Regions from separate parts of the Homo sapiens genome. Here region 2 is linked to region 1. A link is an interaction called in ENCODE POLR2A ChIA-PET data of the cell type or tissue named here. Cell type or tissue: PC-9. All regions are shown on one strand. Each heading gives the region's core, and the rest is flanking DNA. Links, peaks and the distances in the headings are about the cores only.

Region 1 (5,382 bases), core at 216-5,215:
TCCCAGAAGATTAATAATTGTTAGGCAAGCCTGTTAATATTTCAGCACAACATTGAAAGGACATACAAATATCTTCTTGGCCTTATTTCCAGGCTTTGGATAGTTTTCCTTATTATATGTCAGGTCACCCTTAACAGCCATAGCAGCTTGTCAAGGGCACAGCCCAGGGATACCGAACAGATCCTTCAGTGTCAGGCAGGTGGGGAGAAGGTGCTGAACGCGGAGGTAGAACACCAAGGGAAAAGGGCCACACTTTCTAGTTCTCTATATAGGAAGACCAGTTCCTGGTTAATCAGATAGTCTGCCTGCCTGCCCGCCTGGCTGCTTCCTAGGTACCCACAGTTCTCCAAAAACAGGCCCCAAGGAATGTAACCCCTTCTCTGAACTCTATTGCTCTGTCTTTTGCTCATGGCCCTTTCTGCCTGTGACCTCTGGATATTTTAGAATGCACAAATGTGTTGTCATTTTCAGAGTATTTGCTTTTCTTTCACTTCCTGTAGCCTCTACTATGTCCACCAAGTGTGTAGCACACAGCAGATGCTAACGGGCACGGTGCACTGCACATCTCTTTCCTTATCAAAGGCACATACGGACCCTCCATTCTTCAGACATGCGCTCAACATCCCCCTTCTACATTTCCTCCCACATAGACTGTGATCTCTCTCTCCGCTCATCTCCACCCACTATGATCCTACCCACACTTTCAGACACAGCTCTGATGCCACCCTCTCCAAGGGAGTTTCTTCTCCCTACTGGCATGTGTCTCCCTATTCCTAAGCAGTTTTTCTCTGTATTGGGGCCTCCTTTTTACCCTGCCATGGCCCACGGGTATTTACACTTCACATTGCCCAGGGTAGTGGGCTCCCAAAGACAAGAACCTGGTCTTCATCACCTCTGTCTGTGTCCAAGGCACCTAGTGATGCTAAGCACATGTTCTCTGGCTCAGGCAATGGCAAAGTGAGCTCAGGGGTGGCTTTTTCTGCCTTCAGCAGCAAATTCTGTCTTGTTTGCTGTTGGCAGCACTTCAGGGCCCATCACCTGCAGGAGTCAGACCTCAAAGGTGCTGAGCAGGGGACATATGGCGCTTGTCCTCTCCCGACTAAGGGAGTCCTTGGTGAATGGCTGATCTCAGCTGGAGCATGTCCCTTTCTGCTTAATCAGCTGTTCCTTACATTCTCTGCTGGTGGGAGGCGGGGTGGGGGGTGAGAGGGGGGTGGTAAGTGAGGCAGCTGCTGCCTTTGCTATGGCTATGATTCTGACCTGCAGCCACTGCAGGATCTGGAGCCGGGACCTGATGTCGAGGCCTAGAGTCCCTCAGTGCACACCCAGAGAGCCCAGTGGGTCGCATGAGCTTCTGCTGGGAAAAGGCCTGGCCTTTCCTGTGCAGGTGGATGCTCCAGGAGAAGGAGCAGAAGCTTCATAGCGGCAGAGAAACTCTAGATGCAAGCTGCTCAACTTGTGGTCCACGAACCACCAGCAAGGACACCAACACATGAAGCTTATTAGACACACAGAATCCAGGGTGTCATCCCAACCTCCGGAATCAGAACCTGCATTTTAGGGAGAGCTTCTAAGTCATGCGTATGCACATTAAAGTGTTAGAATCACTGGTCAGTTAATAGCCAGGCTCATTTGTAAGTGTCCAGCCCTACTGCTGCAAACCAGTATATGAATTTGCAACAGCTACAATTAAGCACATCGTTAATTCAACCTGGAATGCTCTAAGGCAATATAGCTGAGAGTTGGATGGTGTTTGATTGTTTTATAGCAAGAGACCAGAAATGCTCAAATGCTGCCTTATTTTTCACACACACAAAGTGACAAGTACAGAGTAGGAATGAATATACCATTTTATTAATAGCTGAGCCAGAACCCAGTAACCTCTTTGCAGAATGGTGGTAAAAGCTGGGTGGGCGTCCACAAGCCATACAGCCTCATCCTACACCTGAATCTCAGTCTCAGGCTGCATGGAAAAAGGAACCTGAGGGCAGAGCTCCCTGCCAGGGCTTGCCCTTGGGCTGACTCTCAGTCACCCTCCCTCACAGGCACAGCGATAGTGGGGAGAGACAGGCAGGAATGTGGGACTGAGCATGCGATGATCCTGCTCACCAGTAAAGGGAGAAGATGAATGTCTGGAAACTCTGACCAATCTGATAAGCAATGCCTTCTCCCTCAGGGCCACCAGGAAGGCCCAGCCAGAGGCAGCCCCGGCACAGCTGCAACAGGGAGGGTGTGGCAGTAGAAATCGGCTTCATAGGTCTTTCATGGCCGCAGCCCCTGTGCTGGCTGAATGCTGAGTCCTCAGTGGACATCTTGTCCTTATCTACTCACGTGTCCCTAAACACTTGCTTTTGAGATACTTTCCTTTTTTTAAATTGCTTTATTGAGGGAAATGTACATACTATAAAATTCACCCATTTTAAGTGCACAGTTTAGTGACTGTATCTATGATTGCTGATACAGTTTATTGTCAGGGTTGTGCAACATCCCCACCACCTAATTTCAGAACATTCCCATTACTCCAGGAAGGAACCGCATGCCCACTTCCTGTCACTGCCCCCTGAACCCCAACTCCCGGCAACTACAGATCCACTTTCTGTGTCTCTAGGCTGGACTTTCCTGAGTGTCCAGACGCTTTGGCGTTCAGGAACTTTCCTTATCTCGATTTCCTTATCCCTCTCATCTGCCGGTGTTTTCTCCTGTCAGGGGAAGGAGTGATTTAGAAATGCCGGGAAGTAGCACAGTGCCTGGCACATGGTAGTCACGCAATACATACTTTAGACTGATAAAAACCCGGGCTGCCATTTTAAGAGTATTTGCGTCTTGTAAGGGTGGAAAGGGGTGATCTCAAATGAATGAGCCCTTTAATGGGAGTATTTCAGACCCCGTAGCTCTCACAAACCCACACCACTGGGAAGAGTTTCCCCTGCCATGGGTGAGACTGGCATGCTCCTTGACTCTGAGGATGTCATGTCTTTTAGAACAAGGTGCTCCCTGTCCACAAAGTCTTCAGATTCAGAACCATTTCACCCCCAATCCCTGACTCCTTGCTTATCAGCACCTGCCCTGCCCTTTGACTCCCGGGGTCAACAGAGTCTCTCTCGCACTCTACAGGTTCCCACTTCTCCAGGATTTTGAGTCTGAGTTCCTGCCCATTTTCCCCAGCCTGCCAGGCCCTCTGATGTGGAATTTTATTGTGCAGATTGCCTGGCAAATCTTCCAGCCCTTTTCCAGGAACCCTCCTTCTTTTGGGCAGCACTTACCTTCCTGCAACAGTTATTAAGTAACTGTCTTTCTGCTTCAAATTAACCTGCTCTATCCTGCTCTGGGAGGTGGAGGCTGGAACTTCATGAGCAAATTTCTGCTTTCCCAGCTGCAAAGCTTTTCCTGCTGAGGCTCTGCACATAGGGGGCATTAGAGAGACGCAGAAAGGCAAGAGAAGGTGAAGGAATTTGCTGCTGCTTAGGGTTTTCTGTCTACTTGTGTTCTGAATTTTATTTTAAGCTCTATTGAGGTATAATTTACATACTGTAAATTCACTCCTTCTAAGCTTCTTAGTGTACCATTTAATAATGTTAGTATACTGACAGAGCTGTGCAACCATAGCTACAATCAGATCTTACACTATTTTCATCACTCCCTAAAGTAACTCTGTGCCAGCCTCATCCCCACCCTAGGTGACCATTAATCTACTTTCTGTCTCTGCAGTTTTGATTTTTCTGGACACTTCATTTAAATGGAAGCATACACTTCACTTGGTGTCCTGTTGCATATGACTTCTTTTACTTAGTGTGATATTTGTGAGGTCTATCTGTGTACTAGTATCAGTATTCTGTTCCTTTTTTTTTTTTAGATAGGGTCTCACTCTCTCACCCAGGCTGGAGTGCAGTGGCACCATCTCGGCTCACCGCAAGCTCTGCCTCCCAGGCTCAAGTGATTCTCCTGGCTCAGCCTCCCAAGTAGCTGGGATCACAGGCGCGTACCACTACTGCTGGGTTAATTTTGCATTTTTAGTAGAGATGTGGTTTCACCATGTTAGCCAGGCTGGTCTCGAACTCCTGACCTCAAATGATCCACCCACATCGGCCTCCCAAAGTGCTGGTGAGAGGTGACAGCGTGCTGGCAGTCCTCACAGCCCTCGCTCGCTCTCGGCGTCTCCTCTGCCTGGAAGCCCACTCTGGCCGCGCTTGAGGAGCCCTCCAGCCCACTGCTGCACTGTGGGAGCCCCTTTCTAGGCTGGCGAAGGCCGGAGCCAGCTCCCTCAGCTTGCAGGGAGGTGTGGAGGGAGAGGCGCGGGCGGGAACCGGTGCTGCGGGCGGCGCTTGCAGGCCAGCGCGAGTTCCGGGTGGGCGTGGGCTTAGCGGGCCCCGCACTCGGAGCGGCCGGCGGGCCGCAAGCCCCGGGCAGTGAGGGGCTTAGCACCTGGGCCAGCAGCAGCTGTGCTCAATTTCTCGCCTGGCCTTAGCTGCCTCCCCGCAGGCCGGGCTCGGGACCTGCAGCCCGCCATGCCTGAGCCTCCCCACACTCCGTGGGCTCCTGTGCCGCCCGAGCCTCCCCAACGAGCGCCGCCCCCTGCTCCACGGCGCCCAGTCCCATCGACCACCCAAGGGCTGAGGAGTGCGGGCGCACGGCACAGGACTGGCAGGCAGCTCCACCTGCGGCCCCAGTGCGGGATCCACTGGGTGAAGCCAGCTGGGCTCCTGAGTCTGGTGGGGACTTGGAGAACCTTTATGTCTAGCTAAGGGATTGTAAATATACCAATCAGCACCCTGTGTCTAGCTCAGGGTTTGTGAATGCACCAGTGGACACTCCTATCTAGCTACTCTGGTGGGGACTTGGAGAACCTTTGTGTCGACACCCTGTATCTACCTAATCTAGTGGGGACACGGAGAACTTTTGTGTCTAGCTCAGGGACTGTAAACGCACCAGTCAGCACCCTGTCAAAACAGACCACTTGGCTCTCTGTAAAATGGACCAATCAGCAGGATGTGGGTGCTACCAGATAAGAGGATAAAAGCAGGCTGCCCGAGCCAGCAGTGGCAACCCGCTCGGGTCCCCTTTCACACTTGCTCTTTGCAATAAATCTTGCTGCTGCACACTCTTTGGGTTCACACTACCTTTATGAGCTGTAACACTCACCGCGAAGGTCTGCAGCTTCACTCCTGAAGCCAGCAAAACCACGAACCCACCAGGAGGAACGAACAACTCCAGACGCGCCGCCTTAGGAGCTGTAACACTCACCGCGAAGGTCTGCAGCTTCACTCCTGAGCCAGTGAGACCACGAACCCACCAAAAGGAAGAAACTCCGAACACATCCGAACATCAGAACGAACAAACTCCGGGCACACCGGCTTTAAGAACTGTAACACTCACCTCGAGGGT
Region 2 (5,382 bases), core at 79-5,078, 200 kb after region 1:
CCTGCCCTCCATTCATTCCTGAATCCCTTTTTCTTAACAGCCTGTCCTTTTTCTTTGCAATAGCACTGTATTAGTCAATTCTTGCACTAGTATAAATAAATACCTGAGACTGGGTAATTTATAAAGAAAGAGATTTAATTGATTCACGGTTCCACAGGCTGTACAGGAAGCATGACAGCTTCTGGGGAGGCCTCAGGAAACTTTTAGTCATGGCAGAGGGAAGCAGGCACGTCTTGCATGGCTGGAGCAGGAGGAAGAGAGAGAGTGGGAAGGTGCTATACACTTTTAGATAACCAGATCTCGTGAGAACTTGAGAACAGCACCAAAGGGATGGTGCTAAATCATTCATGAAGGATCTACCCCTAAAATCCAGTCACCTTGCACCAGGCCCCACCTCTAACACTGGGAATTAAAATTGAACTTGAGATTTGGGTGGGGACACAGATCTAAACCATATCAAGCATGTATCCCCTCTGACCTTATGGTATGGTTTGGTTGTGTACCCACCCAAATCTCATCTTGAATTGAGGTTCTCATATTCCCCACATATTGTGGGAGGGACCCAGTGGGAGGTAACTGAATCATTGGGGCAGGTTTTTCCTGTGCTGTTCTCATGATAGTGAATAAGTCTCATGAGATCTGATGGTTTTATAAAGGGCAGTTCCCCTGCACACGCTCTCTTGCCTGCCGCCATGTAAGATGTCACTTTGCTCTTCCTTCACCTTCCGCCATGATTGTGTGGTCTCCCCAGCCATGTGGAACTGTGAATCCACTAAACCTCTTTTTCTTTATAAATTACCCAGTCTCGGGTATGTCATTATTAGCAGCATGAGAACAGACTAATACACCTTATATGTACATCTCCTCCATATAATTTGTCTATTATGGTTTCTATTTATGGTGTGTCATCTTCTTCAGTAGAGCATATGAAGGCAGGGACTTTTGTCTGTTTATATATCCCCAGGATGAAAAATAAAAAGTGCCTGCCACATAGTAGATAATAAATGTGTTGAATGAATGAACTTGGCAAAAGCAGCTGCTTTTTGGGATTCCTACTGGTAAAATGACAGATTCTCAGTCCTACTGGTTGTTTTTTTAATTGACTTAATTGAGGATGGCAAAATCATCAGTTGGTATATAAAGAAAGTAAGTGCATGAGTTGTGTTGTATACAGTTTTCTGGAACCTCCTTGCTTGTTTGGCAATAAACAGGGAACTCAGATTCAGATGAAGAGTCATGAGATTATGCAGATATTATCAATGGAACTGGTTCTTTAGATCTTAAAATCGAGAGTACTAAATGATAAAAATGCATACAGAGATTCTCAGATACAGACTTGGACATGTAGCTGATTTTTAACATAAGTGGTTTAAAAGGTTTTTGTTGTCAACATTGTGGCCCAAAAAGTTGAGTTTCAGGGTATGAGGGTACTGTGGTGATGGAGGATGGATGAGGAAGGAAGTGAAGGCATCAAGATCTCCCATCTTGTGAGAGTTGAACAGTGCTTCGGGGTCATCTAGATGTGAGAGTACATTTCTACTAATCTAAACTTTTTACAAAATGCTAAAACATGAGACAAAGCGATAACATTTAATGAAGATAAAGCTTATAATGTTCTAAAGGTTTCAGATAAGCTGATGGTAGTCTTCTATTGAGTTCTAGGGCGTAAGGTAGTTTATGAATGGTTATTTTTATTATCTAAAGATATATTTGACCTTTAGAATTCAGTGACAATAAAGATGATAGATAATGTCTTAGGAAGATATTAAGAAACCTAGAAAATACTATAGAAATCAGATATGCCAACTTTTTATATGAGCCTAAGTCCAAAGCTTACACGACCTGCCCAGTATCTATCACACAGCTAGTTAACGGCAGAGTTGGGATGAATTTTTGTCACAGATTTTCACTGAAGTATCAATAGGAGACGAATGTACAAGCCTCTCTTTGGAGATAACCCAGGGAGCAATTACGAACTTGTTTTGAGGTCTGCATTTTATCTTAAAAATTTCAAAAGTCACGCAGTTATTTCATCCTATACAAAGTATTTATGTCTTTCTCTTTTTATGTGTGTAAGTATGTGCATTATTTTAGTCTTGCAAAAATGTGCTTACTTGAGGAATTGCCTTTTGGAAGTTGAGAAAATGAACAGAATGAGAGATCACTGTTGATTATTGTCTTAGAAGAAGTGTCAGCAAATCAAAGTTTTAAAGAAACTGAAATGAGGAAATGTATCTACTTGATCTGTTCTAAAATTACATTAGAGGAAATTAATGATAGCACAGTGAAAAAAACTTAGAAAATATTTTAAACCTTAAGAAAGGATTGTTATTTATGCCATTCTTCGTAAGGGTAGTAAGACATCATATTTTGTGTCTTTTTCCTAGATGTACTGGTTTTGGCAGCAGTTTTTGAAAAGAGAGATGATTTGTATATATAGTTTATATATATTTTTTTTTCCTGAGGATAAAATTATACTGGTATGGAGAAAGACAGCAAACCTCACTGTACCCTTCCCCCTTCACTAGGGATATGATAAAGGTTTTTACTTCTTAATCTTTTATGTAAATTTTGCTTTTGCAGCACATGGTTAAATGAGATATTGATCATGCAACTGAGTTGTAACTCAATTTTAGTATACTCCAAAATGTAGTTTTCACAGTTGATAAGAAAGCAGGTGTACTATTAGGAGCACTGGGCTGGCAGTCAGGAGGTTTTGACTTAATTTTATTGGTAAAATTAAGAGTATTACAGTGGTAATGGGGTATTGGGTCTTTTTTGGCTCTACAAGCTTATGGTCTGTATTTGTTCATGATATGCTTAGTGCTTCCATACATATACTTTCTAAAATTCACATTTACAAATAGTGTGTGTGTATTTCACATTTCAGTGGCTCCATGTAACAACAGTTCCCTTGAGATGGCTATCTGAGAACCTGGGCCCCTCACTTTATCCTGGTCAACGGGTTTTCCTGTGTGACTACCAGATAAGTCATTACGTAAGAACTTGCTGTGCAGTCACTGGTGGCCTATCAAGGGCCTTTTTCTACTACGTGGGGTGAACTGTATGAGCCTTTTAGCAGTTTTTGAGAAAAAAGCCTCCTGAGACCTTAGGATTTTTAAGTGGGCCTGGAATCTTTAGGAACTGGACAGTAGCTACCCCTGAGCAGTTTGCCATGTGGGGTCCTTACATCACCATTGGAAGCAGCTGCCTGAATTTTTATTGTCTTGCACTAGCAGGTTTTCCAGTGCTTTAAGGATTTAAGATTCAGTTGGGCAGCAGTGTATGCACAATTGTTTTACCATGCTAGTATCATGTACTAGTGGTCTTTTCTCACTGAAGGCATACTGTTGCGTGTGATATTTTCAGTTAAATGCGTCACACTAGCTAATTTAGTAGCTTTAGGTGGACACGCAGACATACCCTACAGAAATATTGGGTTCATACTCCATTCTGGTGGAGTCACATGTTTAGAAGTTCACATGTGGTCTCTGTTGGCGGCCCGTCATGGCAAATGGTGAGTGCCATGTGGCTGGGGAAGAGATGCTGCTGTGTTCAAGGAGCCGGCATGTGTGTTGCCACTGGAGTTTCGTACTTGAGAGATGAGTTTGCTGTTTTTTTAGAAATCAGCTCCACAATCAGAGATAGTTTTAATGCCCTTGAATTATTTTGTGATTTAGCTCGTACTATTTATCACATCTTTTGGATTTGAAGTTTTAAAAAATGGGCAGTTTGATCAAGTATGGTGTAGATAGAATAAACCAAAGGTTCCCTGTGAAAGACTTCCTTTGAGGCTAGAGAAAGCCTTTATTCCTCTTTCATTCCACTAAGGTATGGCAGTGTTAAAGCAGATGGAAGGCTGGGGTTTGAGCTGAAGTTGTGTGAAAGCTTCACCAGCCAATTGGCTGACTCTAATGGTGAGACAGGAAGAACCACCCACGTTTTCCATTTTGGATTTGAGTCACAGAAAACAGGTTTCCTGCAGAAACCATTTGGCTTTAACAAATTTACGGAAATTTCATCTTTGATCAAATTGATATTTTTATCTGCATTGTACATGTATCTCAAATTAATTATTTCCCCCTTTTCAATCTTTGCATGTATTTCAGATGAATTATTTCCCCCTTTTCAATCTTTAGGTGAAATTTCCAATTAAAATATCCTGTAGTGTTGACTGTAGTCTAATTTCCAAGATTTTTATGAAAAGTAGAATCAAAGGACTATACTTTCAGGTAACGATGTAATTTCACTTTATCTTAATAATTCACAGATACTTTTGCAGGAGTCTGGAGTTTCTCAGGCTTCTGTAATAGAAGTATAGGTGAATTTTTTGAAAAGTGGCAACTTGAATTCTCCAGACAGATTTCCATCTGTTTGGTATTAGCTGAGGTGTTAGTGGGGTTGGTTACTTAAAACAATTAGAGAAGCAATATGTAATGGCAGTTACGTGTGCACACACACGCACACTCACAGTCTCACTCATTTAAAATGGCTTGTAAAACTGTATTTACCTTTTTTGGGAAAGGGATTATCCTTTCTTCTAATACTTATCACCTTCATCCAGTGATTGATTGATCAAGCTGTCATCAGTCAATCTGTTTTCTGTTTGCTTAAAGCTTAAAGACATGGATGGTTTTAAGAATAATTTCTCTACCTCTCTGTGGCATACCAAAGTACTATAATAGTTCTGGGTATGAGAAGACTGTAGAAAAAGATCTGTACTTGAAATAATTTGGAATTTACAGAGCTTGTATTTAGAAATGAGTTTTCCCTAGGAGGAAAGGGAACTATGCCAAACAAAGACAGAAACAACGTAATCACCCTCCCCTCCCATCCAGAAAACCACATTGCATAGAAAAAATTGTGCTGAGTTGAGATTGTCATAGTGTTTCTGGATACAAGTGAAAACATATTTTAGAGAAGTAACACATTGGCTTTTTAAACAACTACCTAATTTGCCTAATTGATCATGAGGTACTGAATCACTTATAAGTTAGTTTTTGAGCCTCTTTAGGATGCTTAATTTTCAAGCTCAAAATGTGTAAAGGTCAATTTTAAATGATTGTCATCTTTTGAAGAAGGACATTGGCAACTGAGTAAATAATCCACAAATCACTGATTAGTAATGTGTTGTAGGATGACTCCTATAGCAGATTTTATTTCCTAACTATATTACCAGTTAACAGAAATTAGTTTGCAAAACTTGAATGCACCAGCAAAGTGTCAGCCCAGAAACAGGCTTGGGATTTATAACAAGGTACAGATGATGTGTGGACCTATTTTCTTTCTAGTCCCGGGATCAGCCTTAATCAGATCCTGTAATTACTTCTTTACTAGTTTCCCTCCATCAGTTCTTCTTTCCTGTTTCCCTTGCTAGAACAC

Evidence for each region. Peaks named below come from ENCODE experiments on the same cell type or tissue, not always from the same donor. Only the 100,000 strongest peaks of a DNase experiment are listed, where the experiment ranks them.
Region 2: POLR2A ChIA-PET joins it to region 1 with 5 read pairs; 2 of 35 experiments call an interaction of 5 or more read pairs at or near these places.

The regions. Positions count from the first base shown.
Region 1 is chr14:71,163,255-71,168,636 of GRCh38, forward strand. No RefSeq gene overlaps it. Among named protein-coding and RNA genes, the nearest start is that of SIPA1L1, 150 kb to the right of the region's middle. In PC-9, for the core only: no CTCF peak of the experiment used is centred there; a DNase peak (open chromatin) is centred at 2,137.
Region 2 is chr14:71,358,570-71,363,951 of GRCh38, forward strand. The region is part of intron 2 of SIPA1L1 (signal induced proliferation associated 1 like 1); the gene reads left to right. Among named protein-coding and RNA genes, the nearest start is that of SNORD56B, 37 kb to the right of the region's middle. In PC-9, for the core only: no CTCF peak of the experiment used is centred there; a DNase peak (open chromatin) is centred at 2,992.